5 separate regions of the Mus musculus genome follow, and all the other regions are linked to region 1. The links are chromatin loops, found by intact Hi-C in ENCODE. Cell type or tissue: heart. All regions are shown on one strand. Links, peaks and the distances in the headings refer to the core of each region. The heading gives the core; the rest is flanking DNA. Region 1 holds the start of Kcng3 (potassium voltage-gated channel, subfamily G, member 3). Region 2 overlaps Mta3 (metastasis associated 3). Region 3 overlaps C430042M11Rik (RIKEN cDNA C430042M11 gene). Region 4 overlaps Mta3 (metastasis associated 3). Region 5 has its middle 53 kb from the start of Gm19689.

The links. Peaks named below come from ENCODE experiments on the same cell type or tissue, not always from the same donor. Only the 100,000 strongest peaks of a DNase experiment are listed, where the experiment ranks them.
Region 2: a loop joins it to region 1, with 7 times the contacts of the local background. A loop is called at or near these places in 25 of 42 quality-filtered maps.
Region 3: a loop joins it to region 1, with 7 times the contacts of the local background. A loop is called at or near these places in 34 of 42 quality-filtered maps.
Region 4: it touches region 1 in a loop (6-fold over the local background); 13 of 42 quality-filtered maps call a loop at or near these places.
Region 5: it touches region 1 in a loop (2.5-fold over the local background); 8 of 42 quality-filtered maps call a loop at or near these places.

What each region holds. Positions count from the first base shown.
Region 1 is chr17:83,629,540-83,635,665 of GRCm38, forward strand. It overlaps Kcng3 (potassium voltage-gated channel, subfamily G, member 3), which reads right to left and starts at 2,356. Exons shown (of 2, transcript NM_153512.1): 1 at 1,424-2,356. The coding sequence starts at 2,079. In heart, for the core only: a CTCF peak has its summit at 3,501 (motif pointing right); a DNase peak (open chromatin) is centred at 3,352; H3K4me3 peaks cover 3,404 bases; H3K27ac peaks cover 1,794 bases; H3K27me3 peaks cover 2,908 bases.
Region 2 is chr17:83,730,065-83,736,190 of GRCm38, forward strand. All of the region lies in intron 3 of Mta3 (metastasis associated 3), which reads left to right. Among named protein-coding and RNA genes, the nearest start is that of Mta3, 27 kb to the left of the region's middle. In heart, for the core only: a CTCF peak has its summit at 2,959 (motif pointing left); a DNase peak (open chromatin) is centred at 2,267; H3K27ac peaks cover 964 bases.
Region 3 is chr17:83,847,353-83,853,478 of GRCm38, forward strand. It overlaps C430042M11Rik (RIKEN cDNA C430042M11 gene), which reads right to left. Exons shown (of 2, transcript NR_155491.1): 2 at 4,320-5,622. It also overlaps a transcript of Haao not described here. Among named protein-coding and RNA genes, the nearest start is that of Haao, 3.6 kb to the left of the region's middle. In heart, for the core only: a CTCF peak has its summit at 3,294 (motif pointing left); a DNase peak (open chromatin) is centred at 3,289; H3K4me3 peaks cover 441 bases.
Region 4 is chr17:83,805,352-83,811,477 of GRCm38, forward strand. All of the region lies in intron 16 of Mta3 (metastasis associated 3), which reads left to right. Among named protein-coding and RNA genes, the nearest start is that of Gm41637, 18 kb to the right of the region's middle. In heart, for the core only: a CTCF peak has its summit at 2,879 (motif pointing left); no DNase peak of the experiment used is centred there.
Region 5 is chr17:83,022,543-83,028,668 of GRCm38, forward strand. No RefSeq gene overlaps it. Among named protein-coding and RNA genes, the nearest start is that of Gm19689, 53 kb to the right of the region's middle. In heart, for the core only: a CTCF peak has its summit at 2,953 (motif pointing right); no DNase peak of the experiment used is centred there.

The DNA of each region.
Region 1 (6,126 bases), core at 747-5,746:
TTCAAAGTCTACAGTTACTGACGAGTCCTTTCAAAGCCGGTCACTCGAGGCTCATTTTTCTATGATGCTTTCAAAAAAAAAATATTATCAAGGCCACTTTATTTATAAAGGAAAGTTAATTCATCGTATCAAGGAAGTACCAAGGAATCGATCCCTCTCTGTGAAGTGGAGACCCGACCCAACACACAAAACAGGACGTTCCTAAGTTTCTTCTTTTCAAAGCACAGGTCTTGGATTTCATGCCAAGATGGGATGCTGGCAATGGGCTCTGTGCTTCCAGTCCACGGTAGTTACTGTTAGGATTCATACAGAGAGGAAGGGATGCACTGCTGCTGGGTCTGCACTTACCACAGTCCCTAGCACACACAGGCCCATCGGGAAAGGATTACAGGACACGGTCTTGACTTGAAAGTGAAGGGGGAAAAAAATTAGGGCAGAAAATGAATGGGTGAAGGCTCCTAGAAGAGTTATCAAACAAAGGGTGAAAGAGAATATACAGTTTGGGTTTTATGCCCAAAATGGCTGTCTGCTCGGAAAGTCCAACTTTAGTCTGCTTATTCCTCCCACCAAATATGCAAAATAAACTCACTTGTTCTAAAAACAGGAGAGTGCTATCACCATTAAGAGATAAGCATGAGCTCAGGAAAGATTAAAGTGTTTTCTTTTCATCCTAGTAAAGTGGGGGGAGGCGGGAAGACACTTCAATGACCGAATCCTGTTTCTGGGTTTGGGGAAGTTTCGCTTTTTCTTCTCTCCCAAGGTAATAGCTGTTTTTGTTTTCTTCTCCACACTGAAGACCCTCTGAATGAAACTCCAAATCCTTAATGCCACACAGAGGAGAGGAATTTGCTAGGTCCACACTTGCTCGGAAAGGAGAGAGGAAAAAGGGCACAGGCACCCATTATTCAGAGTCTATCACTAAATTAGCCTCCTTTATAATACGGATTCCATCCCAGCACACATTACGCCGGGAGCAGGGTGTGCAGAATGTGTGGGCACTGAAGCAGACCACATTTCACCGAAATGAGACTTCATCTTTTCAAACACCACCAGTACTGGCACATATTTCAAAGAGCTCTTAGCTCAAACTGAATCATCGTGCAAATTATTGCGTGTTAGCAATAAAAGTTTGGAAAATCTAATTAGCAGGTTGCTATTTGGTCAGAACTAAAACACAAAGCCTGGAGGTTTTACTCTAAAAGGTGAGACCCAAGCACAACCACAGGCTGCGCCTGTGAAAAGGGGGCGGGGTTGGGGACCCATAGATTCCTCACACCCCTCGGCTGGAGCGCCAGGGACCTCCTGGGGCAGGAAAAAAGCCTAGCTGAGCTGCCAGGCAGACAGGACGGAGACCGGACGGACGGACGGCACGGATAGACGGGACTGGACGGACTGGACGGGCAAAAAAAGCAGTGCGTCCTACCCGGAGGGTTCCCTCCCAGGGCTGGCGGAGTACCTGCTCCGGTCATCCAGACTGCGGTTGTCAGCAACCGCCGCACGCCAGTCGGGCAGCGTGCTGGCGCACAGCACCACCATGGACACGATCACGAACACCACGGACACGCTGGCCAGGATCTGCGCGGCCAGCGACGACGTGGGCTCCTCGAAGGTCCGCCGCATGCGCTCCAGCCAGCGCCGGGAGGGGGCCGCCTCGGGTCCGGCGGGACGAGGCTGCTCGCGGCCCAGCTCGTCTGCCGCGTGAAAGGTGTGGGTGTCGGACATGCGGTCGTCTAGGCGGCGCTGGCAGCAGTACTCCAGGTGCGCACCCTCCAGGCCCCAGTAGATCATCTCGTTGTAGAAGGAGAGCTCGCACATCCGCGGCGCGAAGCGCAGCTTCCCGTGGCCGCGCACGTACAGCAGGATGAAGCCGAAGGCCTCCGAGTGTCGGTCGAAGAAGTACTCGTTGCGCTCCCGGTCGTAGTCGTCGCACACTTCGAGCACGTCGCGCTCCGAGCGGCAGCCGTGCAGCCGGCTCACGCGGCGCAGCGGGAAGTCCTTGAGCAGCTCCCGGGACAGCGAGTACCGGGCGCCGCCCACGTTCAGCACCACCGAGGCCGCCCCGCCGCGCCCGAAGGTCATGGCTGGCCGCCCCGGGGGCCTGCCCGCCGCGCGCACGGGGAGGCCGCGCCGTCGGGGCCCGAGCTCCCCCGGGGCTCGCGCCCCGCACCGCCCGCGTCCCCCGCGGTGTCAGTGCCGCCGCCCCTCGCTCCCGGGTTCGCCCTCCCGAATCCGGGTGGCTGGCCGCAGCTCCAGGTGGCGCCGGTCTCCCAGAGGGCGAACGTTAGCCGAGGCACCGTGGGCAGGTCTGCCCGGTCCCCGGCGCACGCAGCCCCGCCGCCGTCCAGAGGCGAAAGGCAAAGTGAGCCGGCTCCGGCGGCGAGGAGCGGGCTCCGGGAGGCGGGGGCGGGGCCTCCCTCGCCGTCCTCCTCCTCGCCCGCCGGCTCCGCGCGCTCCGCTCCCTCCGCGCGCACCTCCTTGCCCGCCCGCGCCCGCACCTCCCGGCTCGCTCCGGCTGGGATTCCCCGGCGCCCCGCCCCGGACCTCGGGCTCCCCGCCTCGTGACGCCGTGCGCCCCCGCCCGCAGTGGCCGGGAGGGGTGCGCAGGGCGTGATGCGAGCTGCGGGGAGCCCCGGGGCCATCCGGATGATGGACACACCTCCCCCAGGCTCCTTTAAAGAGTCCCCCGAAGGGAGGAGACAGGAGGGAAGGAGGGGTGCTGAGGTGAGGACCAAGGTGCGAGGTTTGAAGTAGGGAGCAGACGGCGTCTGGATGAGCCTTTGCCAGAGACTGTTGGAAACCCTGGTCGGCTTCTAAGGCCGCCCCAAAGGATTTCTCAAAGCAGGCAACCCAGTCGCGGCTTTGCCTGCAGACTTTGCGCTTCCTCTCCGCGCGTGGGGCACCCCACGTGCCGTGCGCTCCGAAGGCGGCCGCGCACCAAGCTCTCCCCACCCCCTGCTCCCTGAGGGATGCCATGGGCCAACGGACTCGCCCTAGTCCCCCATCTTTCCCAGCCTTGGGGTCCTAAGAAGGCGCCTACACCGCTCTCACGATGCCTCCGGTGGAGTCGGGTAGCAGTCTGGAGAGAATTTTCTTTCACTGGCAAGACCAGAATGTCTTATTGCCTCGATCTTGCATTCTCCTTTTCATGCTATCTCGATGTCCACTCCTTCCCTCCCCGTAGCACCCCCGTGCGACTGCGGCACCGGCCTTCAAATGCAGAGGCAGGGTTAAGGCTTGGTGGAGTGGGGTTCGACTTGGCAGGCATTATTTTAAACAGCAGTTTACACATCCGACACCGGCAACCCAGCCCGTCAAAGGCAAGAAACAGGTGAGTTATATATAAGGGAGACGGCGTTAGATGCAAAACAAACCCTGGAAATAAAAATGAATAGGGAGGGTGGAGGGGTGAGATGGGCTCCTGTGACCATGGAGTACCTGGGGAAGGGTTTTGCTTTCCCCCTCCACTTTCCTAATTTTGTAGGACTGCCCCGTGCCCGCTAGAGGTCACCATAAGGAGTCATTTGCTCTGCTTCTCGGATAGATGTTAGTGAAAACAGCCGCCTGCAAATTTGAGTTCTCTTTCTGACAAAGTCACCCTGGGTGGTTCTTAGAGAATGAAAATCTCCATAAGCTGTTTATCCCTAGACTTGGATCATTTTTTTTTAAGCACTTAATGTGATTAAAAGCTCAAAAACAAGAGTTATTTATCTGCTAAGTAGCTACTAAGCAAGGAAAACATCCTGAAGGAAGTGAATTCAATACGGAATGGAAGGAGGTGCTGGCAGAAGGAGCCAGGGACTCCGGGGGAGCAAATGCCAGATGTGAAAGATTAGCGACTGTAAAGAAAGCTAATGCATTTGTCTGGCTGGAACAACGGGAGTTCTAAGACCTGTGTCCATGCCGGGCTATCTGCAATGGGATCCCTGAAGCTTTAATAACAGAAGTGGCTAGATGAAAGCCTTAGTTTAGGAAGACGCTCTGCCCCGTGGGTTATTCTAAGGAAAAGGCTCTTTCAGCAAGCCAGGAATAGAAGCCCTAACCTCGTGTCAGTAAAAATGAAAGCCAGTTATGAGAAACCCAGCCCAGTATCTAGCAGGTCTTAGTAATGGATAGGACACAGTGACCAGAGGAATAAATAAATAAATAAATAAATAAATAAATAAAAGCAGGTGAGAACCAGCTACCAGCCTGGCTTCACACCAGCAAGAGCCAATTCACCAGCAAGTTGTTAAAAATATTCTAAAAGCAACAAGCAACAGAACAGCCATTGTGTTGGTGATTTGAACATTACTATATTTATTTCCTGTGTTCTCTATGCAAAAAAAAAAAAAAAAACCCTTTGCAGTCTGCTGTTGGAAGCATTTAGAGAAATATCTCTTTTTAAATTAAATTTGAACTTAGAAAACAGATTATTTGGTGACAATGCAGCGTAGGCTTCATAAGTTATATTTTCATATTTATCGGCTAGATAGGTTTAAATCATTTTCTTTGTTTCTAACGTAACACTCTTAGTTGATTGTGATATCATCAACCCAACAGCAACACCCGAATCATTTTCTTAAAGTATACAGAGACATGCAGAAATGATAGCTTTGTCTCGGTATAACCTGGCTTAGAGAACATTCTTACAAACAATCCTATGCCACTGTGTTCTGAGAGGACGCCTACAGGGGAATTATTACACCCGGGTTCTCTTCTGGGTTCAGGACAGTATCTGGAGGTGTCTTATCTAAATCCTTAGTACGAATTAACATTTAAAAAGCATCAGGAAGGATTTGAGCTTGAGAGAAGGTAGGTTTGTTTGTTTGTTTGTTTGTTTGCTTTTTGTTTTTCATTCTCTATGTGTCAACCCATTTCAGAGAGGTGGAACAAAGGCTTGTGGCAGATGTGGCTGGAACTTGCTAGAGACACTCTAACCACAGCAGCACGGCAGAAAGAAGGCTCAAGCCAGTCCTGGCTCTAGCCACTCCCATCTCTAGCATCTAGATTATCATCGCAACCTTCTCCCCATCATTCTTTCATGCCCTTGTGATCCGGAACAATTCCCCAAAGCATTCTCTCCTTTTCACCAAGGCATCCTTCAAACTCTAAATGGAAACCTGGGGCCAACCTGGGCTACATAAAACTATTCTCCAAAATCCTGGCTGGGGAATATAGCTTAGTTGATAAAGTGTTGGCATGCACGAAAGCCCAAATCAAATAAACTGGGCTTAGTGGTCCATTCTTGTAATCCCAGCATACAGGAGTTCAGATTGTCCAAGATGGCTTCTGGGCTCATCCTTCAGGGAAAGCAGGCTGCAAAATGCCAAGTGATATCTAACAAATCCCTTAACCTCAAATCTCAATCTTTCGTGCATAAGATGGCGATGAGGATACTTCTCTTAAGAGGGTGCTGTGGGTGTTAAGTGAGACAGATGGCGTCGGGGCAATAGACAGCGCATCCCATCTCATGTATGTTTCCGTCAGTGCAAATATGCCTTGTCATTGTAAATACAATTCACAGAAATAGTGCACCACCAGCCCAGAACTGAGTAATGCGAAACATCAAACATTAATGGAAAAGTTCTGTTCTTTATACTGCTAGCTCTGGGTTCAGTGTGAATTCCTGCACCCCTGGTGATGAGCAGAAAGGCTGTGCCCTGCCCTAAATTACTCAGGATTGTGCAAAACAGAGGTTTTTCAGGCTACACCGTGCCCTGAGACTCCATTTTACAAGCAGCTGTTGACTCCCTTTTGAGTGCAGATGTAGAAGCAGGTGGATTTTGCATCTTGGTGGACAGAGAATCAGTGCCATCTGTCCAGGCTACTACTGCCAGGAGGCACCTACTGATGAATGGCTTATTCCTACATGCAGAACCATTCTGCCCTCCAAACTTATCAGTTTAACTGGAACTGCAGAAAACAGATGACCATAGATCGGGGACTACGAAGGTAGCCCATTGGTTAAAGCAGTTGTTATGTAGATGTGAGGAGCCAAGTTTGGATCCCTAGAGCACACATGAAACCAAACACATTTGTGCATAATCCCAGTGTGCCTATGGTGAGGTGAGAGGCGAAACAGGAAAATCTCTGGGAGCTCACCACAGGCCAGCCAGCCTGGCGGCGTACTGGCTGATTGTGTGTGTT
Region 2 (6,126 bases), core at 794-5,793, 100 kb after region 1:
TAGAGCCAACGACAGGAGGATCTCCATGAGTTGGAGGCCAGCCTGGTCTACGTAGCGAGTTGCAGGACAATGAGGGGTACGTAGAGGCAATGTCTCAGAAAAGCAAAAGCAACAAAAATTTCCCATCCACATTGCGGTGTTGCCCAGAGTGGTCTTGTGCAGGCAGCCATATCATTGGGAGGATGTGGTCCAGCATCCTGTCACGCCAGGAAGACCTGTCTGGCAGCAGTTGTCCTGGTATCTAGCACTCACAGGGTTCTTTCTCCCTCCTCTGCAGTGTCCCCTGAGCTGTGGGTGTGGGGATGGCTCTGTTGATGTCCCAGTTGCTACTGGTACCGAGTCATATTTTCCTCTGGGTTTGGCCAGTTGTGGATGTATGTGATACCTTCGGTGGGCTGCACAGTGAAACTCCAGTGAGGGATGAGAGGCGCTTGATGGGGTGAAGAGAAGTATTTGTAATGTAGTCAGTCCGAAGCTGTAGTGTTTTAGAGAAATGGCTGTAGTAGGCTCTCCTCTAGGGTCTGACCTCTCCAGCTGCAGCTTCTTGGCTAGGTTTACAGTAGCAGGCATAGGTTCTCTCATTCTGAGCAGGCCTTAAGTTCAATGACATAGTTGTTGGCTGCTGTTGGGGCCGTCTGGTATGGTCAGTCATTGTTGTGGGTGGAGGAAGTCTTTACAGCTGAGTAGGGCTATTTCTTGCTTTTCTCCTTAGCAGTTTGTATGGCATCTAATAATATTATGAGAGCCAGCCCCCACGGAAGAAGGTCTTTAAAGGTCACGCCAACTTGATTTCTCCCAAGTCCTATCACCAAAGTGTGTGGTGTTTTCAGCGTAGGGTATTACTTCCAAGATCTGGGAAGCAACCAAGGGCAATAGCAATTATCTGTGTGTATTGTATTGTTCTCTTAGATTCCTTGACTAACTACTTCCGTGAGGTGTCCCATGTCTGTCACTGGGATTTTTATTAGTCTATGGCTCCTGGGAGAATATTATCACCCTGTAACAATAAAAGTATAGATGTATATGCAACATAAATACATGGACACACACACACACACACACACACACACACGGATAGGGACACATACACATGATGTAGGTATTATTAAGTAAGCTTACAAAAGAATATCTTTCAAATGTCCTTAGTGTTTATGTCCCCTCCTCTCTCCTTCTGTATCACCCTTCTTACTCCCCCACTTCAGTACCCCCGACCCTATTTTAAAATTTTAATATCTATTTATTTGTATGTGTGTACCATGTTGCTTACGTGGTGGTCAGGACAACTTTGTGGATTTGGGTCTAAATTTGGGTACTGGAAATTGTAGTCCTGACTACTCTGGAATTCACTATGGCTGTTTTTGAACTCACGTAAGTCTTTCCTGCCTAGGTCTCTAGAGTGGTGGGATTACAGGCATGTGGATCCTTTTTACGTAGTTTATTATGGGAAGAAATGCTCGACTGTGCTTAGGGAAGACAGTGCTGGTAAATTCAGGACGGTAATGTTTTGCGAGAGCAGTGCTGGTGGTTAGCTGAGAGGAGGAAGCCCTAGGACCATGCTGGGAGTGAGTTCAGGAGGAGGATGCTCTGGGAGGACGGGGCTGGGAGTGAGCTGGAGAGGAAGGCTACTTCTTGTGCTGGTTGTCTGTTGTCATCTTGACACCTAGAGTTACCTGAGACGAGGGAACCACAATTGGGAAAATGATTGGCCTTTGTGGCATTTTCTTGATTAATAATTGATGTGGGAGGTCCCAGCCCTCTGTAGGCAGGAGGTCCTGGGTTCTATAAGAAATCAGGCTGAGCAAATCCTGAAAGCAAGGCAGTAAGCAGCACCCTCCATGGCCTCTGCATCAGCTCCTGCTCCAGGTCCCTCTGCATTCCTGTCCTGACTTCTTTTAGTGGTGGGTGTGACCGAGCCTAGTAAGCTGGGGTACCCTTTCCTTCCCGAGTTGCTTTGGCCGTGGTGTTCTGTCCCAGCAATCGAACCCCTAGCTAAGACACTTGTGGCTCTTTTATTTTCGCTTCTGAAGTTTCACAGTTTACAGCGAGCGGAAAGTTGCATGGTGGCACGCTAAGGCTACAGAATCCCAGATGGATTTTGATTTATTATAAGACTGGGCAGCCTTTGCCAGATGCAGTGTTCTTTGAATAAATGTAAAGCAGAAGTAGCTTATTTCTGATGGGATCCTGACTCGCTGTAGAACTGATGAGTCATGGCAGCTCACTGTGTGAAAGGACCATTTCAGACGGCCTTCTCTTCCCGCTGACTTCCTGTGCGTGGACTGCTCATTTCCACTCCCTTCTGTGAGGTCAGAGTAACGTTCAAAACCACACTAACCTTGCCGGCACCAGCTGCTCATCAGGCCGGGAGTTCTGCAGAGACCGGATGGCACTTGAGGGTGACAGTTTCCCTGCTGATAGAATGTGTGCTTGTAGTTTGCTTAAAATTTTTCGGCTCTATGTAGTGGCACATGCCTTTTATCCCAGCACTTGTAAGGCAGAAGCAAGCAGATCTCTGTATTCGAGGTAGCCTAGATTGCAGAGTGAGTTCCAGGACAGCCAGGGTTACACAGAGACCCTGTCTCCAAAAACAAAAATAAAACAAAACAAGAAATTAAAAAACAAAAACAAAAACAAAAAACAAAAATAAATTCTGGATTGAATGAATTCTGGAATGTAGGCTCCGAGGTTAAGAACACACACTGCTGTTATTAAGGACCGGATTTGGCAGCTTGTTAGCATCTGTAATTCTCCTCTGGGGGACCTGGCTCATTTTCAGGGATACCTGCACTCAGGTGCACATCCCCACCCTACATATTCCTTTTTTTGTTTTAAGTTTAAAGAAGTAACTTCGGCATTTAGTTCACTGCTCTTGCAGGGGACCTGAGTTCAGTTTCCACATTGGGACACAGAGACCTGTAACTCAAGCCGCAGGGATCCAGCGCCCTCTCCTGGCCGTTGTAGGCACTGTACTCGTGGGCACCTGCATTGAGAGCACATTCTCCTGGATACATAATTATTAAGTCTTTAGGACCCTTGGAGGCCCCCAGAAACTGAGCCACCAACAGAAGAGCATTCATGGGCTGGACCTATGCCCCCCACACAGATGTAGCAGAAGTGCAACTTGGTCTTCATGTGGGTCCCCCAACAATTGGAGCAACTGGACCCCTGACTCTGTTGCCTGCCTGTAGATCCTGCTCCCCTAACTGGGCTGTCTTGTCTGACCTCAGTGGGTGTGGATGTGCCTAGTCCTGCAGTGACTTGAGATTGCCCGGGTGGGTTGGTTCCTGGGAGGGACCTCCCCCTTCTCAGCGGTGAAGAGGGAGGGGCCATTTGAGGGGGCACTGGCAGGACCGGTGGAACCGTGATAGGGATGTAAAATGAATAAATAAGTTAATGGAAAGAAGAAAGAAAAAGAAATAAGTCTTTAAAGAAATTCTGCTCTTTTTTACAGTAAATCTTGATAGGCATAATGTCCATTAATAAAAGCTTGAGGTCTTCAATGGGGCTTAAAAGTGTGAGTAAGTCTTTAGGTTACAGAGCAAGAGAACTGCTGGGCAGGTGTTCTCTCAGAAAAATGCATTCAAATTTGGCCTAGAAAATATTCCAGGGTCTGGGGAGGCGGCTCAGTGTGTATCCCCAGCAGGTATGCACCCCCAGCACGCATAGAGCCCTGCTGGTGAACCTTAGCACCATGGAAAGAGGGTGGCTGCTGGAGCCTGCAAGTCCAGCATTCAGAAGACAGGGCAGGAGGATCAGAAATGTTAGTCCATCCTCAGCTAGGTAGATAGCTCAGAGCTAGCCTGGGGTACATGAGACCCTGTCTCAGAAGAGGAGGAGGAAGAAGAGGAAAAGGAGGAGATAGAAGAGAAAAGAAGGAAGAAGAGTTGGGGTGGGGAGGGAAAAGCCCCAACATTTTAAGGATTCTTTTCTAAAAACTAAGTTTTGTATGTATGTGATGCACACACAAGCACACACACATACACACACGCACTCATAATTTATTTTTTTATTAAAATTATTTTTATATATGTGGGTGTCTGTGCATGCCTGTGGACACCAGAAGAGGGAATTGGACCTCCTGGAAATGATATTACAGATGGCTATGAATCACTATGTGGGTGCTGAGAATCAAACCCGGGTCTTCTTGAAGAGCAGCCAGGGCTTTTGACCACTGAACCGTTTTTCTAGGCCTTCATATACACAATTTAAAAAGAAAAAAAAAAAAAAAAAAAGCTGGGAGTAGTGGCACACAGTTTTGGTCCTAACACTTTTGAGGGAGAGGTAGGCAGATCTCAGTGAGTCAAGGCCAGCCCGGTCTACATAGAGAGTTCCAGGCCAGCCAGGGCTACAAATTTTAAAGCTAAAACAACAGAACCAACCCCGTTTCCCCCACCCCCAAAAGTGAGGTTTGCTGTTGTTATTCTGATATGTAATGACGCCTTTTGCTCTGTAAGGCACCATTAGAATTCAGTTAGCCATGTCTTTTATAGCAACAATTTATCAAATTCCAATTAGGCAGGGAGCATAATTTTGTATGTGATATTTGCTGTGCTAATAGTGCCAATGCAGCAATAACTTTATCGATCCCCGCCGGGGAGATGGTATTGGACTTGCAAGTAGGCGGCGCCTTTAGAACTGTGTCTCTGTGCATACATCGATAGAAAGAACATTCACGGAAGCTACAATTGCTGCTTCTTTGTTTGAGCTTAGTGAGACTTTAACTTTCTTTTATTGTATTGTCTGATAGATACTGTGTGTGTGTGTGTGTGTGTGTGTGTGTGCCTTTGTCTCCACCTCTGCGCATATACAGAGGTCAGAGAACAACTTCCATTATGTGGGGCCCAGGGATTGGAACTCTGGCCACCCAGCTTCATGGCATGCGCCTTTCCCGGCTGAGTCAACTTGCCTGCTCCTAAGTGAGATGTTTAAACTCAGTTTTCCAGGCTTGTTTTCAATTCAGAGCTTTAGAATTTGAAATTAGGGAATATGACATGTCCTCATACAATCAAAAAAGAATTGTGGGAATTGTGTTTGATAAGATGCCTTCTGTGGTCCTGGGCCCTCAATAAGTATTGTGACAACTGAACCGGATGGTGGTGGCGCAAGCCTTTAGTGCCAGTCAGTGCTTTTGAGGCAGATCTCTGAGTTCCAGGCCAGCCTGGTCCACAGAGCTAGTTGTACAGCCTAGGCTACAACAGAGAAACTCTATCTTCAAAAACAAAAGCAACAGACAAAGAATTGTTAGATCTGCTTCTGTCCATGTGGCACCTGTGGTTTCATAGGTAAGAATTCTGCAAGGGCCAGGCAGTGGTGGCACACGCCTTTAGTCCTATTGCTTGGGAGGCAGAGGCAGGTGGATTTCTGAGTTCGAGGCCAGCCTAGTCTACAGAGTGAGTTCCAAGACAACCAGGACTATACAGACTGTCTCAACAAACAAACAAAACAAAATAACAACAAAAAAGAATTCTGCCAGGTGTTCCAAGTTTACCCTTGCGTTGTGCTTTCTACATGAAGAGCAGCCAACCTCCTTCCTGCCTCTAACTGCAGCCTCATTCTAACTCTGCATTCCCGTTTTCCCCGGAGCTTGAACACAGTCTGCTCCAGCTGAGTCTGCCAGGGAGGAAGGAGAAGGATGGTGTGCGGGCTAGTTTTTGTCAGCTTGACACAAGCTACAGGCATTAGGGAAGACGGATTCTCTTGAGAAAAATGCCTCCATAAGATTGATTAGTGTGGGTGGTGCCACCCCTGGTCGGGTGGTCCTGGGTTGTATAAGAAAGCAGACTGAGCAAGCCAGTAAGCAGCACCCCTCCCACCCCCCCAACTGCTTTTGCTTCAGCTTCCTACCCTGTCTTGAGTTCCTGTCCTGACTTCCTTTCAGTGACGCTTTGTTACCTGGAAGTGTGGGTGACGTGGGCCCTTTGCCCCTGAGTTGTGCTATCACTGCAGAAGAAAAGTTACTAAAGAAAGGGAGGCATCACACCACTTGGTCTCTTTGTGTTGCCCGTGGTCTCTGGCCCTGCTTCTCATGGCCAAGTCACTGTCCCCCTCCCTGTCCCCAGCACCCCAGGTAGCACCTGCCTCACTCCTGCGAGGACCTCTTTGCTCTCAGACTGGAAAACAGGAACA
Region 3 (6,126 bases), core at 622-5,621, 220 kb after region 1:
GCAGGAATGAGGTGTCCAGCACTGGTCTGAGTGAGCTCTTTACCCCTCCATGGGGAATTGAACCAGAGTCTTTAGTGTGCTAGGCAAACTCTGCCATGGAGCTTCAGAATGTCCCTGTCCCCTCACACGTCTTGTTTATATTTTATTATTTGGTTTTTGTTTTTGAGACAAGAAATCACTTTGTGACCCAGAATGTTGGGCAGGTTGCTATGTAGCTCAGGCTAGCCTCAAACTCTATCCTTCTACCTCAGTACTAGGATTACAGATGGATGTCACCATAAACCTACAATCCCCACCCTTGCATGTTTTAAGCCACCCACATGTGAAGACCTTTACAGGTGAAGATGGTCCTAGGTGTCTGTCTTATTTAGGGTTTTATTGCTGTGAAGAGACACCAAGACCTCTTATAAAGGACAAAGTTTAACTGGGGCTGGCTTACAGGTTCAGAGGTTCAGTCCATTATCATCATGGCGGGAAGCATGGCAGCATCCCAGGCAGGCATGGTGCTGGAGAAGGAGCTGAGAGGTCTACAGCTTGTTCTAAAAGAAGACAGGAGCAGTCTGTCTTCTAGGCAGTTAGGAGGAGGGCCTCAAAGTCCTCCCCAACCCCACTGACACACTTCCTCCAACAAGGCCACACCTCCTAATAGTGCCACTCCCCAGGCCAAGCACATTCAAACCCACCCCAGAGCCTGCCAGACTAGAGGCTCCTCAGCCAAGGTTGCCCTGGGGCAGGAAACGTAGGAGGAAGAGGGGAAGGCAAGGACCACCTACCCTCCAGGACTCACAATTCTTGGGAGAACTGAAAGGGAGTGAACTACAGAAGTCAGTGCGAGGGAGAAGAAATGGTCTCAGGCCTTTGAGCCCAGAATACAGACTACAGAATAGAAGAATTCCTAGTGGCTCCCTCGTGGCTCTCATGGCCACCCTCGCTTGTCTGCAGCCTGACAGAGTCTCTTCTTCTCAGAATTAAAAGCTCTGCTGGTGTAAGCCAAACTTGGACAGGCTCTCAGCAAGCATCTCACGCACCTGGCAGGGGCCTTCTTGTGTCCTCTCCACCACCCTTGCCCCTTTCTACAGCTTTATCTTTTTGATTATTCACTTGGCATGTTTCAGCTAAGTATTTATTGAAGCATTTCCTTCCAGAACATTGTTTGGTACCTAAATAACTCAAACCTTCTTTATGTTTCCCATCTCCCCGTAGTCAAATGGGTGTAAACAAAACCCAGGCAATGCAGGGACCTATGACCTATGTGTCAGGCTTGTTTCAGGTGCTGTTAAATGGGGAGGAAGGGGGAGGAGTTAAGAAGGTAAGGAGAAGGCAATCGAAGTCACACCAAGGGGAGGGGCTGCTTGCAAACCAGCAGATGTTCTGACACTTCCTACAGAGGACAGAGTGGTAGTTACCCTGTATTTTAATTGATGCAATCAAACGACGTGAGGCTGTACATAGAATTTGAGGACATGAACACTCTAGATTCAAACTAAGATATATTTGTATAATCACTGTGAGAGATGCCCTCTACTTTGGACTATGTGATAAAACACTGTTCTAGGGTACCACGGGCAAGCCTCATTATTCAGATGACTTCAGTGTTAAGAAAATACAGTTCCCCTCTTACCCATGTGTTCTGCCATTGATCAGTCCCCGATTGACTGGGGCCTTCCAGATATTGATCCTTGGTCCTTCCAGACTGTACCTGTTTGTATTTAGCTGCTTTGCCTATTGCTGGAACAAAAAGGGGTTAATTTTGGCTCCCAGTTTGAGGGGGAAGTCATGGCGACGGGAGTTTGAGGCAGCCCATTGTATGGTATCAACGGGCAGGAGGCAAGCTGGATGCTGACCAGTGCTGATGTTCAGCTCCCAGTCGCCTTCTTACTCAGCCTGAAAGGCAGGCAGCTCACAGACTATCGCCACCCACAGTTAGTGTGGGCCTCCCCAGCTCAATTAACTAGCAACTCCCTCACAGATGTGTCAGGAAGCTCGTTTCCATGGTGATTGTAAATCCCATCAAGTTAATAATCAAGATCAAACATCAGGCTGCTCCCAGGTGCCACCTCTTTCCTCCGTATACAGGAGCTTATTTGTGCCATGGAATCAGAGGAAAACAGCATCTACTCAGGGCTCCGATCCCATCAAGGCCTTCCCACTGCTGGTGCGGTCCTGCTCTACCCCCCTGGATTGGGCGGTGCATGAAGACCTTTAGATGCCTCTAAGTTTGGCTGAACATGGCTGTTGATAACAAGCTGATCCCTTAGTCCCTCAATAGATTGAGCTAGTGTGTCAGCAGCTCAGACCTGTTGGTCTGTCCGTCTGTCGGTCTCCCTCCCTCTCTCTCTCTCTACCTCCTTTCATACATTCATTAAGTATTTAAGAACAAATAGATTTCTATGAATAAAAGAAATGCTTCATGGGCTCTACTGGTGAATGGGAGTGGGTTGGGGGTGGGGGGAGGGACACAGGCCACGCCCACAGTCTTCTACAGTACTCTCACAGCACAGTCCAGTTCTGTAATCCTAAGTGTGGGGGGTATTTCTCCCACTAGCACACAGGCAATCAGACTACAGCAGTGCCTGGGGTGGGGTGGGGGCGGCGGGGGACATCGTCATTCTGACCCTTCTGCATGGCTATAGCATTAGACCCCACAGGATGAGAACTCAGTCCCATGAGACTGTCCCCGACTTCAGACCAGCTGCTAAGAAGGAATTTTGGTTTCTTCCTTTCCTTTCTTTCTTTTCAGGTGTGTTCTGTTTGGTTTTAACTTTTCTTTCCTTTTTATCTATTCTTCTCTCACACAGTAGATGGAGACCGCAGTTTTCCTTCACTCCACTCCTCCCAGTCCCCACCACCGCCTTCCCTCTTCCCCAGCTCCACTGCTCCTGTTTCCCTTCAGGAAAGGGCGGGCCTCCCAGGGATATCAACTGAACACGGCTTAACAAGATGCAATAAGACCAGACACAAATCCGCCTATCAAGTCTGGACAAGGCAGCCGAGGAAAAGGGTCCCAGGGGCAGGCAAAAAGCACCCAACTTTCACTGATACAAGTCCACAAACTCCCAAGCTAACCAGCAGAACATATGAGCAGAGGGCCCTGCACAGACTCATGCAGGCTCCATGATCGCTGTTTCAGTCTCTGTGAGCCCCTACGAGCCCTGCTTAGTTGATTCTGCGGACCATCTTCTTCTGGTGTCCTTAACCCCCTCTGACCTCCAATCAACAACTTGGGATTTCGGAGGCTGGTTCTTGGAAGATTTGTAGTTGCTGAGCGTCTCCACTGGCACGCTGCTGCCCCCTTGTGCAGAAACCTGAGATAGCATCCTTGAGGATGAGAGGTTGAACTGCAGGCTGTGGCCAGAGGCCTGCTGTATAAGTCTGCTTAGATGCCCCAGTGGAAGATGTCTGAATGTAGTTCAAATCACTGCCCTTATGCAAGCGAAATGGCTACAACTGCAGGTCACTGAATTGGGGGTGGCGTGTCACACTCCAGTTAACCGAGACTACAGGCATAAGGGTTCCCATAGCCGTTTAGTGTTGTTCTGTTTTAAGTGTACTGAAATAGACCTGAGACATGAGCACAACGGAACATGTGAGTGGCACCATTTCGACTTCAGAGCCCAGCACGTAGGCCCCCACAGCTGCCAAAGAACTAGTCCACTGAAGATCTAGTCTGGACTGTCAGGATCTGGGGAAGTCCCTAAATGTCCTAACCTTGCCTTTTGGCTTCTATAGTTCTACTTTCACTAACTGTTCTTGCTAAGTGAAGTGTGTCAACCAGGATGTGATGTCTGTGCATAAAGGGCAAGAACAGAGCATCTTGGGCTGCATGATTTGAGTTAGTTCCCCTGCAGTCACTGGCTGGCAATCCTTCTACCGTGCTTTAAGAGTATCTGTGTGGGCTGGATCTAGGCCTCCCTGAACATATGTAGCAGATGTGCAACTTGGTTTTCATGTGGGTCCTGAACAACTGGAACGGGCGATGTCCCAAAAGCTGTTGCCTGTTCATGGGATATGCTCTTCTGCTGGGCTGCCTTGTCTGGCCTCAGTGGGAGAGGTTGTGCCAAACCCCACAGAGACTTGATGTGCCTGGGTGAGGGGGATACCCAGGGGGTCCCCACTAGCTCAGAGGAGGAGGGGGTGAGAGGATGGGGAAAAGGATTGTGGGAGGGGATGACCAGGAGGGTGGCAGTGAACAAGATGGAAAATTAATTTTAAAAAACAGACTCTCTGTGTATTCTCTGGTGGAATTACCTCTGAACAATATCTCTCATGAATGGTACATAGCTGAAGTTTAAACAAATCTGGTCTGACAAGTCTGGTATTTAGTAGCTGGGTCCGCACATTTCATATTTAATCATTGATATAATTGTGTTGAGGAAAGGAAGAATTCCTTAGTCCTATCATAGGAAGTAGAGTTTAGTTGAACAAAGAAAACAATACAACAATGACACTGCTCCAAGAACAGAACAGGTTCTAAGAACGGCAGCCAGCGCTGAATTCTGAAGGTGTCTGCAGAGCAAGAGAACTGACACATACACACAGGACTTAATAGTTAGCTGCTCAGTCCATTTCAGGGTCTCCAGGAGCCAATGATTCGCAGATCCTGCCTTTGAACTTTCCCGACATTTGCTTGGTGTACTGAGCAGATGCTGGACTCCACTCCGAGTCCGTGGTCTTCTGCAGATATTGCTGGTGGCACCTATGCTAACGTCTTGTTTTGGGTTTTCCATTGACTAGACTCAGCTGGTTTTTCTATTGATGCTATGACACAAAATTAGTGGTGTCAAAATAATGCTAGTAAGCCAAACCTGGTGGCAACAGACTATAGCTACTGGAGGCTGAGACAGGAGAGAAAATTCAAAGCTATTTGTGCTGAAGAGGAAGCCCAAGGGCCTGAGCAACTATGGGAGACTATCTCTCAGAAAAAGAAGAAGAAGAAGAAGAAGAAGAAGAAGAAGAAGAAGAAGAAGAAGAAGAAGAAGAAGAAGAAGAAGAAGAAGAAGAAGAAGAAGAAGAAGAAGGTTAAGAAGAAGGTGTATTCGTCACGGTTCTCTAGAGCAGAACTTATAGAATGAATCTCTCTCCCCCCTCTCTGTCTATCTACTTTTCTCTATCTATCTATCTATCTATCTATCTATCTATCTATCTATCTATCTATCTATCTCATATATATACATATATATATGGAGAGAGAGAGAGAGAGAGAGAGAGGCTGTTGTCCAGCTAATCAAACAACAATTGACCATGAACATAAAGCCCAAGAATCCAGTGGTTGCTTGGTCCACAAGGCTGGATGTCTCAGCTGATCTCCTGTATCTGCCGGAATCCCGCAGAAGTAGGCGGCGCTAACGCCAGTGAAGGGATGGATGTGCTCGAGAGGCGAGGGTGAGCAGGCAAAGAACGAAAGCTTCCTATGTCGTCCTCTTCCATAGACTTCCAGCAGAGGGTGTGGCCCAGGTTAAAGGTATGTCTTCCCACCTCAAGATCCAGATCTCACCTCAAAGCTGGTCTAGAAGTAGATTCATCCACTACAAAACCAGCGGAGTCATCTCCCATAGGTATGTCCTCCACTTCTGGATGATTGCTCATTCCGGGTATCATCAAGTTGACAAACAGACATGGCTACTGCAAAGGGCAGGGTCGAGATGGATTAGAGGTACAGACGCTTGTCACTGAGCTGACGACCTAACGTCCTTCCCTGGGATCCGCAGTGATGGAAAGAGAGAGCTGATTCCTCACAATCGTCATCTCACCTCCAAACTCACTCCGTGGGGCAAAAATAAAAAACCAAATTAGATAAATGTATATATTTTTTATTTAAAATGGCAGGGGATGCCTTTAATCCTAGCACTTGGGAGGCAGAGGCAGGCGGATTTCTGAGTTTGAGGCCAGCCTGGTCTACAGAGTGAGTTCCAGGACAGCCAGGGCTACACAGAGAAACCCTGTCTCAAAAAACAAAAAACAAAACAAAACAAAACAAAAAGGCAGGGGATATAGCTCAGAGATAGAACACTTGGCTATTATTCATAATGCCTTTGATTTAATCCCCAGTCCCGAGAGACAAGACAAGACAAAGCAACCCGATGTCCTGCCACATACACCAATCTATCATCTTTAGTTTTGAAGCCT
Region 4 (6,126 bases), core at 377-5,376, 180 kb after region 1:
TGTCCTAGAGTTTGAAGCTGTCTTTACTGTTTAAGTCTTGGCATGTATTTATGAATAAAACTCTCTCCAGGATTTTCCTGCCTTAGGAGCTCTGCCTTTTTCAGAGACAGTAAATTACATATAACAAGGCCCTAGAGCACGGATATAGAATAGGCCTCCTATAATAATTCCCATGGCTGACGTCCCTTTCTGTGGCGTTCGATGGCCATCATCATGCCAAGATGGGTAAAATACTGCGGGTGAAGAGCTTAGCGGGTGAAGAGCTTAGTTTGTATTTGTAAGATATCACGTGCTATAAATGTGCCTCTCAAGGGTTTGGCTGCATCGCAGGTTTACACAAACACTGTCAGGGCAGTAAGAACTTTGGCTCCCTGTCCCTCGTGTGCCTGACAAGGAGGCAGTAGAAGACCAAGCAAAGAGGAGGTCAGAGGGAGAAATGGGATTTCGTTTCAGCTTCTCCTCACCCACAGAGGGGCCTTGGGCTCAGACTTAAAGGAGTATTGGCTCCTTTCTTTCCACCTAGGCATGTCCTCTGCTTCCCTGAGTCCTGCTGCAGAGCAGAAAGTAGGTTGTGCTCTCTCCTCTCCCTCCTCCTCCTCGTCTTTCTCTTCCTCCTCCTCCTCCTCCTCCTTTCTGAGATAGGCTGGTCTTAAACTTACTATGGAGTTAAAGACTAATCTTGAGAGTCTGTTCTTCGGCCCCTCCCTCCCAGGGGCTGGGTACAGGTGTGTGCCATCATGCCCATTTTAGGTAGTGTGGGGGGGATCGAACCCAGGGTTCTATATCTGCTAGCTACATGCGTCTGTCACCTCCCTCACTGCTGTGTCAGAAATACCTACCAAGAAGCAACTTAAGGGCTGGTGAGATGGCCCAGTCAGTACAGTACCTACCACACATGTGTAAGAGCCTGGGTTGGATCCCAGCTCCCACCTAAAAGCCAGGTGTCGTGTGTCTGCAGCTTTAGCAGAGGTGTGTGTGTGTGTGTGTGTGTGTGTGTGTGTGTGTGTGTGTGTGTGTGTGTGTAGACAGATCCCTAAAGCTCTCACACACCTGCACATACATGTACCTACTTGAACATATACATCCACATATTCATACCCACAAAAAAAAACAACTTTTAAAGAAAGGAACTTAAAGAAGGGAGGTTTTATTTTGTTCACAGAGCCAGGGAATATAGTCCAGCGAGATGAGGAAGGCACGGGGCAGGCCTGAGTGGCATCTGGTCACATTGCATCTGCGAAATGCAGTCAACAGGAAATGGGGCCAGAGTGTAAGACCCCAGTGGTCTGCTTCCTCCGCCTACTAAACCTTCTGCAGCTCCCCAGACAGGGCCACTGTGTGTGGACCAAGTGGTGGAATGCAGAACTTATGGGGACATTGCACATTCAAGCCACAGCACCAGACAAGCAGTCCACCAGTGTGCCACACCCCCAGCCCTTCACCAGTCTCTGCAGTAACCAGTGCTGGAAGTCTCCCTCGCACCTCACACGGCCGCTCTGCAGCCAGGTCCAGACCTGTACGGCAGCTCCGGTCAGGTCATCTCTTCAGCACCTGGTGCCCAGCATCATGGCCCTCTTCTCCTTGGGGCTTCGCCTCCAGAGCAGCTTGCCCTGCTTCTCACTGAATGAATGCAGGCTGTTGCAAGGTCACTGCCTCTGCACTCTGAAGAGGACGCAGGGGCACAGCACGCATGAGTTCCTGACGCCATACTGACCAAGTCAGCAGCTCGCCGCGGGTGACACCTGCCTCGTTTCCCAAAGATACCCAGTCTTTTCTTCAAAACTCTTTGATCCGCTGTCGCAGCTCAAAAAGGAGGCTGGTGACAACATGCCTTGCCGTGTGCTAGCCAACTAACCTGTGCCTTCCCATTCGGTTCACGCAAAAAGATCTCTGGTTGGGATGGGTTTGTTAGGGCACACAATTGTATCTCTGTGCCCAGAGCCTGGCACTTAGGTGCACAATATAAATTATACAAAGGAAAGTGTTGAAGAAAACAGACCTAGTGCAGTGGATTGTAATTCCCCAGTTTACCAAATATGGGCACAGATGGACTCTAAGTCAAGGACAACGAGTTTCAGAATCACTCTCTAGTAACTGCTCCAGCAAGCAGAGAGTGTGGTGGTCCACACACGAGCCCTAGCACTCAGGAGGAAGTGGTGGGAGGAGTCTTTAGACCTGCCCAGGTTACGTACCCAGACTCTTATCTTAAAGCAGAAGGGGCTGGCGAGACCGCTCAGGAGTTAGAATCATACTCTCTCTGCAGAAGACACAGCACACGTGCCTGGTGGCTCACAGGGGCCTTTAACTCCCACTTCCTCTTCCACCTTCACTGCAGTCGTGTGCACATAGCCCCTCACACATAATTAAAAATAAGATAAAAACTTTTAAACATGCTTCTCTTTATTTTTGGTTGTGAGCCCAGCGGAGCCATCTTTCCAGCCCGAAAATATTTTTTAAAAGCAATGTGAGTACTATTTAGAAATAGGAACTATAATGGCTCCTCGGCCTTTGGGCTAAGATCAAGTGTAGAAATAGAAGCTATATTAACTGTTTTAACAGCTAAGTTATTATAAGACATCAATAGAACAACAGCTGGACGGTAGAGCAGACCAACTAACACGGCGAATGTCCTTGAGTTCAAAGGGCACAGAAACTGGAAGTATCTCAATTTAGAAGCTTTCAGAGGATATACCAGGCGGTGATGGTCCAGAACTCGGGAGGCAGAGGCAGGCAGATCTCTTGAGTTCGAGGCCAGCCTGGTCTACCAAGCTAGTTCCAGGACAGCTAGAGCTACACTGAATGGCTAGGACTGGAACAAGCTGCTTGTGCTAACAGGGTGTGGCTGACTGGAACAGAAGGATACTTGTAGCTCTCTAGCGCCCCCTTCTGGGAGAAGAGGGAGCCGTGGCAAAGGATTTTTTTTTTTTTAAGAGACTTGGTCTCAAGTGTCAGGAAGCCATCAGAGGGATAAATTTGGTGCCTTGAGGCCATACTGCTACAGAAACAGATTCCTAGTGGGCCCTTTCCTTGGAACAGTGACCGTGTTTCTTATTCTCTCAGGATCCAGGTCCTGACTAACCTCAGTGCTGGATAATATCTGGTTAGTGTAGTAAGTTTCCATCTCCTAGTTCTATTATCAAATACCAAAGCAGGTACAGATTCACGGGGAAAAGCCTTACCCCGTGTGATACAATGTTGAAACCAATTAGCACAGGTACTTAATTACCACAGCCAACAGATGGACAAGACTGTGAAGATAGGGGAAACTAATTTGGCTGCAGACAACCTGCTTCCAGTGAGTGTCCCGCCTCCCAGCTTCCTGTCTCTTCTCTGTCACTCATCTCCCCTCCTGTCCTTGCCTCTCAGGTGCTTTTTTTACTTTTAGGCAGGAAATCGCTGTGTAGCTTACGATCCCACGGAGTTCCAAGTGTATGTCCCTTGGTTCTGTATTTCTGGGCCCGAGGTGAGGTTGGAACATCATAGCAGCAGAAACATAAGCCAGCATTGTTGACCACAGCGGCAGGCAGCAAGCACAGGTGGACTTCCGGTTCCCGGTGGTGGGAGCTCTTGATATTTGCAAGAAGGAATTTTTTTTCAGACATTTAAAAAAAATGGTTTTTCGTTCTTTTGAGACAAGATGCCATGTATCCTAGCTTCCCTCAAACGCCAGATGTAGCAAAGGTGCCAGCATGCCTAGTGTCTACAGTACTGGGGTCTAACCTAGGGCCTTGTGCACCAACACACATTTATTTTGGGGGAAGCAGTCTACAGCTGAGCTCCATTCTAGATCACCTTGTCACACACACACACACACACACACCCTCCCCTACCCCCAAATAGACAGACAATTTCATACTGCTTTCCTGAAAGTTTCTGTCTTTTACTTGGCCCTGGTACAGACTAGGGTCAGAGAACAAGCACTGAGTGTGGGTTAAGCCAGTCCTAAGGCGTCGGACCACATACAGCACCCACCCAACGGAACTGACTCCACCCAACGGAACTGACTCCACCCAACAGAACTGACTCTGCCAGTGCAGACGGGCTCATGTGTCAGAAGCCTCGGTGCAGGGAGCTGGAAAGGCAGGGTTGATCTGACAGTCATACCGCGCAGATATGTTCAGTGTGGTACGTCCTAGTGTCGGGCCCTGTGCTGTCACCCACCCATTTGCCGACATACTTAGAGGTGCTTTGATGTCATTTGCATTGCTGGCAGACAGAGAACCTGCTACAGGGGTTCCACTACGTTAATGCCCAGTTATCAGGGATAGGCCCTTTAAGGGAAGCTCTCTGTGCCTCTGAGAGCGCAAGAAAGGGCGGCGGGGCAGGGGAATAGAGGCATTTGTACCATGGGCAGTGGAGACAGGTAGCCAAGTGTTTGCAGGAGCTGCAATGAATCTCGGACTTCTCCCTCCTGCTCCCGTGAGGCCTTTGGCTTCTTCACACCTGTTTTCTCCTCTTTCAATCTGTAAAGTGGTGATGGCATCCGCCTTACAGAGCTGCTCTCACGATGACATCATTTATACTTTTATATCATTTCATCATTTCATTTCAGTAGTGGAGAAAAAAAAAATCAACAGCCCAGAGAGGTTTAGTGACTCACCCAAAGTCACATCGTTAATGGGTAACTGCGGTGGGATTTGAACTCCCAATCTTGTGTCGTCCTCTAGGTGAACAAGGACCCTGGGCTGTGCTGAGTGAGGCATGCTCTTGGGTGATGTTCATGTTTCCTGGGTATAAGAGTCGAGTGTCTGTTTGCAAATACATAGGAAAATGCAGTGGGTATTCGGGAATCTTTTGGTTTCATTTCATTTTGTTTGTTTCTTACTCAGACTGAAGGTCTAACAGAAACCTGTGGGCTCCATTCTCTGGCTCCCAAAGCCTCTCCTTCCGTGTCTCACCCCTGTAGTGTTTCCTTTCCGGCTTTCAGGAGAGTGGAAAAAAAGAGAAGAGAAAATGCAAAGAGTCACTTGAAGGTAGAAGGTGTTTAAATGAAGTCTGCTGCCTCTGACTCATAGTGGGTGCTCAGTAAGTGTTAAGGTTCTATCTGCAGTGTGGACCTATAGCTCAGTTGGAAAAAGGGCCAGTCCTGCCAGCACAAGGGCCTGCATCTCATCTACAGAACTCACTTTTGAAAGCAGGGGTGTGGCGGAGAGACCTGGGCGTGGTAGTGAACGCCTTTGATCCCAGCACATAGGAGGCAAGCCGAACTCTGAATTCACGGCCAGCCTGGTCTACAGAGTGAGTTCCAGGACAGCCAGAGCTACATAGAGAAATTGTCTCTGAAAATCAGAACTGGGGTGTGAGGGGCACTCTGGATAAATGGCTCAGCAGATAAGAGCACTGGCCGTTTTTCCAGATTTGATTCTCAGAACCTTCATGGCAGCCCACAACCATCTACAACTCTACTCCCAGGGGATCTAATGACCTCTTCTGGCCTCCGAGGACACCAAGCACCCATGTGCCACACAGACAGACATGTAGACAAAGCACCCATAAGCATAAGTAAATATAGTTTTAAGAAGACACCTGTTCATAATCCTGCTCAAGGAAGATCAATCCCTGGGACTTTCCAGCCATTCAGCCTGGCCGTCTTGGTGAATTCCAGGCCACCATCTCAAACAAACAAACAAACAAACAAACACAAAACAGAACACACAAAACCAAACAAAATAGGCAACACCTAAGGAGCATAGCCAAGGTTGACTTCCGGTCTCTGTGTGTACACACACACACAGAGTAGCTCTCCAGTGAGTAAGGTGGTACACACCTGTTATCCCAGCATTTAGGAGCCATCCTCTCCATAGTAGCAAGTTTGAAGACAGCCTGGGCTATATAAGAGCCTATCACACACACACACAAAGAGAAGAGAAGAGAAGAGAAGAGAAGAGAAGAGAAGAGAAGAGAAGAGAAGAGAAGAGAAGAGAAGAGAAGAGAAAGGAAAGGAAAGGAAAGGAAAAGAAAAAGAGAGGAAGAAAGGAAGGACGATGGAGGAGGAGGACTTGGAAAATAGCTATTAAAGTTTTATTTGGAAGAGGAAAGCTAGGATATCAACCAGTTTTATAGTTATGTGAATTATATATTATATATAAATTAAATGTCAGCTTGTTCCTTATGACTTATTTTTTA
Region 5 (6,126 bases), core at 404-5,403, 610 kb before region 1:
CTGTTAATGGGACCTGGGTTAGTTCCATATCTTGTCTATTATAAATGGTGCCTCAATAAACAAGGCTTCCCTGGTATCTCCTGGGCAGCGGTGCAGCCCCTCTGTTGAGCCGTCTCCACACTAATCCCCATGGCTACCACAGTTTATTTCCCATCAGCAGGAATAAGGGTTTCTCTTGCCTGGGGTCCCCTCCAGCATCCACCCTTCTCTAAATTCTTAATGATAGTCACCCAATACAGAGTGCGATGTAATTTCAAAACCATTTTAATGTACATTTCTCTCATGACTAAGGACATTCACCTGTTTTCAAAGATGCATTGCCCATTTTTATTTCTTCCTTTGAGAAATGTCTAATTGATGAGGCCATCGATAGAATGGGTGACTTTGGTGTCTTGGGTATTAGCCTTTTTAAAGTCTTTATACAGTCTAGATATTGATTCTTAATTGAATGTATAGTCCGCAAAGATAAGACCCACTCCGCAGTCACTCTCTCCTCTGCTTAATGGCTCCCTTTGCAGGACCGATGCTTTTTAATTTCATGCAGTCCCATTTGTCACTTCTTGGGGTTATTCCCAATGTTGCCGGTGTCCTTTCCAGACATCCCTTGCCTTGCCTAAGTATTTTATTTACATTTTCTTCCATTGGTGCTGGAGTATGAGGCCTTATGTTATAGCCTTTGATGCTTTTTGAGTTGATTTCTGTGCAGGAGGAGAGCCACTCTTACTTCATTCTCTTAGATGTGGAAGCCCAGCTTCCCCACACCATCTATTGGAGAGTCCATCTTTCTCTCCAATATATGATTTTAATAGACATAGAAACTGAAATTTGGAAACAACAACTGTCACACTACATTTAATACTGAGCAAAACTGTGGCATATATCTGTAGACAAAGTAAGGACAGAGTCAGTCTCCTATTTCTGTGAGGAGACACCATGAACATGGCTACTATTATAAAGGCCTTTGATCGGGGCTGGCTGGCATTTCAGAGGTTTCATCCATTATCGGCGTGCCAGCTAGCACGGTAGGAAGCATGCCAGCACAGAGGCAGGCAGAGAGAGAACCACTGGCTTGAGCATGTGAAAACTCAAAGCCCACCATCAGTGACACACCTCCTCCCGCATAGCCACACCCACTACAACAGGGCCACGCCTCCTAATAGTGCCACCGCCACCACCACCGCCGCCGCCGCTGCCGCTGCCCCCTGGTGACCAAGCGTTCACATCTATGAGCCTATGGGGGCCGTTCTATTCAAACCACCACACTGTCTCTGTCCCAGGGTTGAGCAGATGAAGTGAGCGAGCCCCCGAGGCTTCACTGGAGGTGGAAGGGTCTGAGCTGCAGGGGGTGACTCCCAGCAGTGGCTTGGCAGCTCTGTTTCTTAGGACAGAAGCTTTTTTAATGTGTGCCTTGGGCAAAATAGATCCGTGAATGAGAAACCAGAGACCTAAGAAGGCCTGGGCTTCAACTGAGCCAAGCAGCAAACTCCTGGAAAACCTCTGGAGTAACCGCATGTGCCGATCGCACTCCAGACCCATGGGGCTGCACTGTGTGTGACCTAAGAACGGTGACCCAGATGCATAAGCAGAGGAAAGATTTCACAACCCAACCTTACATCAACAGTCTCCTGATACAGCACAAAGCACCCAATATGACCACTGAAACTTTCATTTGGGGGAGGCAGAAGGGGACTTGAAACAAGGTCTCACACTGGCCACACTGGGCACTTTGTGTAGCCCATGCAGGCCTTGGACTTATTATAATCCTCCTGTCCCAACATCCTGAGCACTGGCATCACAGGCAAGAGCCACCTCAGCCATCATCTAATGAAGTAGTCTTGCCAATGATGTCTAACCTGAACCTGGTCGAGAGAAAACAGCCCGGCACCTCCCAACTGGGGGACATTCTAGAATACATCTGGCCTGAACTCATCAAGAAAGGCAATTTCATTCTCAAAAAAAAAAAAAAATCAAAGTGGGTGAGGCAGTTTACACAAAAGACACCGAGAAGACTAAATTCAACGCATAAACTCTGATTAAAGCTCGGACATAAAACACATACAAATATTTAAGGAGAGGATAAGTGGGGTAATGCGATATTAAAATGTGGATCAGATGTTGTTAAGCTGTTGAAATCCTTGTTGTGGTAGTAATACTGTGGCTTGATAATTGTTTATACAAAGCATCTGCTAAATATTTAAGAGTCAAAGTGTTAAGATTTCTGCCAATTTTTTTTTCTCAAATGGCTCAGGATAAAAGAAATGCAGAGGACAGACGAGGGAACTGTGGTAACAATGGTAACAGTGGGTAAATCTCAGAGGGGACGGCGGCTACACAGTCACCCCTCTCTCTCTCTCCTTGCCTAGCCTCAGCTCACGTGACCGACACGTGACCAACATGCAACACCCTCAGCTCATGCTGCCCTTTGAAGTCTTCTGCAATCTGGACATCTCAGCTGGCTGTGTAGACGCACACCTGAGACACCTTAACCTTCCTTTCCTTTTGGGGTCCTGAAGTCCCCAGACTAGCGCATCACCGACTTCGGGGAGCGCACAGTCTAGAAGTTTCTGATCCTGAGGGTTCAGAATTCACATTTCTTTTTGAAGATTTATTATGATGTGTGGTACACACGCGCCTATGTGCACAGGTGCCCTTTAGGACCAGAAGAGGACGTCAGACCTTCCCTGGGGCTTGAGTGACAGGCAGTCGTGAGATTTGTATGCTGGGAAAGAGTACAGATCCATTCATGCAACAGCAAGAGCTCTTAGCTCTCCAGCCCTTAGACTTCACATTTCTAGCGAGTGCTCAGGTGAGCTGGCCAGAAAGCACAGTGTGAGAATGACTGCCCAGAGCCCAGTGCTCAACCGGCCACTCCTAATCCACACATTCCAGGCTTGCTGTGACCTGCAGCCCACAAGACTTTACTTACACCATCATTGCAATGTGGCAGTATTGCCACTAGGGGGCAGCAGGTCCCTGCATAAAGTAACTTCCTTTAGGCAAGTAATTTGATCCTCAAAAGCCCTTTTCTGGGTGTTGACGGTCTGCAAAGGATGGGATGCTTGAGGCAACAAGATCAGAGTACAAAAAAGCCTTTACCCTGATTAGTGTCCCCATATAGCGCCTCTTCTGAAGTATGCAAGTCCAGAGGTCAAAGAACATCAATACCTCTGTGTGACCGAGGAAAAAAAGCCCAGATAGATTGCCCAAGCCCAGAGGCATGGCCAAGCCTTAGCACAGCACCATAGCTGTGATTTCCCCGTGGTTAACTACCCAGAGAATCCCTCCTTTCCTTCGTGACCTGTCAATCATAAACACGTTTCCTCACTTTCCAGAGAATGGAGGTGAGCTGGGAAGAAATCAATTATCTTCCATAATGAGTTGCCAGTGGAGATAGAATTTGAACTCGGGTCAGACTTGGTTCCCAGCAGCTGCTACCCCAAAGTCACTTGTCACCAGGAAACTACTGAGCAGTGCTTGCAAATAGATCTGTGGCAGGGCTAGTCCTTAGCAATGCGTGTTCTCAAGTGGTGACTAGTCTAGGAAAACCCAAGAAGGAAGTTCTCTTTCCAGGTGCCCCAAGAAGGCTACCAGGTTATAATGGCCACATATCCCATTTTCTAGCAAATCCTGGACAGGCTATTCAGGTTGCCCCAGACCAAAGAATGAGAAGCAACGGACCAGAGAGCCATATCTATGCATACACTACAAAGGTTGTGTTCCTACTATACATCTTAGCCCTCAATTTTCTGAACCGAATATTGGGCATAGAGAATGTCCCAACCCACGTAGGACATTCAGTAACCGTGATCATTCCATCAGCTCCCAAGGCCTCCCATGCTCAGAGCCCTGGCAGACAAGACCTTTCTCATAGAGCCCTCCCCCCATCTGCCTTGCCAAGCAAGGGTCTTCTCCAAGAATGGTCTAGAAAAATAGTTAGACTATGGTGCATACAGAAAACCCTTTGATGAGGAGCTACTGAGGAAACTAAATAAAGCTTCTCTGTGACTTTCACTGGTCTTCATCCACTACCACGGAGAAGAAGAAAAGAAGGGACCTGAAGCCAGATGGGGGTTGGAGGCTAGCCTACCTGTTCCTATTAGGTCCTCTTGCCCAAGAAAAGCCCACTCCCTACACAGTCCTTTAATGTCCCAGAAGATTCTAGTTTCTCAGTCTGGTTCCCCATCCTCTCAGCTGCCACTCCCCACTGAGTATACCTAGAAAGCGCCTGACTGTCTCCCTAAACCCCCAGTAGATAATTCACATCTCTGCTGTGCCCTTCCTAAAGCAAGCTCACATGCCTCTCACATGGGAAACAGTGTAGAATGTTAAGTGTGGGCTTCAGAACTCTAGTTAAAGTCCAGTTTTAGCACTCACATACAAAAAAACAAGTCAAGTTTTTTTTTCTTACTGAAAATAGATTGTATTCCACAATTATGGTGTTCCCTCCCCCAACAACTTCTCCCAGGCCCCCCTTCTCTCTCTCTCTCTCTCTCTCTCTCTCTCTCTCTCTCTCTCTCTCTCTCTCTCCACATTGCCCAACTATGACTATCTGTTCTCATATCCCATATCCTTTTGGAAGAAAATGCTCTGATAAAGGCTGAGCAAATCACTGATCTATGAGGATAGTTTAATGTCACTAGGAGTCACTTTATTGGTCTTCATCTTTAGCAGAACATCTTTAGTATTTGGTTTTCCTCTAGGTCCCTGGACTGTCTAGTCTCAGGTTCTTGGCCAACCAAGCAGTGTCAGGAATGGGTTTCATCTCATGAAGTGGGCCTTGGATCTATTCAGATATGGGTTGGTTACTTCCATAATCTCTGTACCACTATTGCACTCCCATGCCTTGCAGGCAAGTTATCACCGTAGGCCAAAGGGTTTGTGGCTGGGTTGGTGGTTACCGCTCTTTGGTAGCATGCAGAGTACCTTCCAGTACAAGGAACGTACCATACTACAGAACACTAGTCTAAAGGGGTAACAGGGCGAGATAGGCACCAGCTCAACTTCTCCATGTTCAGTGAGCTGTGTAGGTGTTGTTGTCTCGGCAACAGGGCCTCACTGTCAGGTTGAAGAGAGCAACCAACAGCCTTGGCAATAGACTGGTTTGCTCAGAGGCTTCCATGGGACTCCTTTGCCCAACACCTCAATTAGATGTAACTCATTCTTGGAACTGGAGATTTCATTTGGTGATGAGAGATGTCTAGTTGGGTCTTTATCTTTCCCAGTTGTTTGGTGACTCTATTTATATTTCTTCTGCTTATGTAGACATATTAGGAAGTTTTCACTGCATTTGGGTCTTCATATGACCCTTAAAATGGCCCTTAGTTTTATTTATGGGACAAACTGATCTACTACAGCGTATCATCCCATCTTCTGCAACATATGTTGAAACAAAAATTACATCATCTGGTGGGGTTCCCAGTTATATAGGCATATGCATGAAGATTTAAACATCTAAAGGAAAGCCTGCGGGAGCTACAGAGTGATGTCTTTTCTATTTTATTCAGTCACTGGGCCTAGGGTGGGGTAGGAATGTTAACTCAATGTAGGATTAGGAATTACTAATGGGACTGGCATACAAGAAACTAAAAGGTTTTAGTTTTCGATTCATCAGTAAGAGGTCTCTGGGAGTATTTCAAAAATTCCTGTTATTTCAGATGCTTCTGAGCTGATACCTGGGGCAGGAGGATTCCAAAAGGTGAGGAATACCACATGCCTGTAGAAGGGGTCGGAGGAAGTTCTTGAAGTCCCTACAAGTGTGGTTTAGTCACCTCCTCAGCAGGGAAATGTTATCAAAATACACCCCCTCTCCTGACACCAAACCCTGGAACAGTCCTTATATAAGTCTAGAATCTTCGAAGCTGTGCACAGAAAAGTAGGTCCCAGGCCAAGGTGAGGCCAGCTGACAGTCCTAGATGACCTTCCCACATACCTGTGCCTCCTGTGCAAGACTTGCCAGAGGGCCTGGCCTGGGCTTGGCCTAGGCCTGGCCTCTTCCTGGCCTGGGCCTGCCCTTCCACACACCTGTGGCTCCTAACCACACAATCTCAGCCAAGTCTTCCAGAAAAACCTTCATCTTCCAAGACTCATCTGGGACTCCTTATGCATCCTTCCTTTGCAAACGGAATT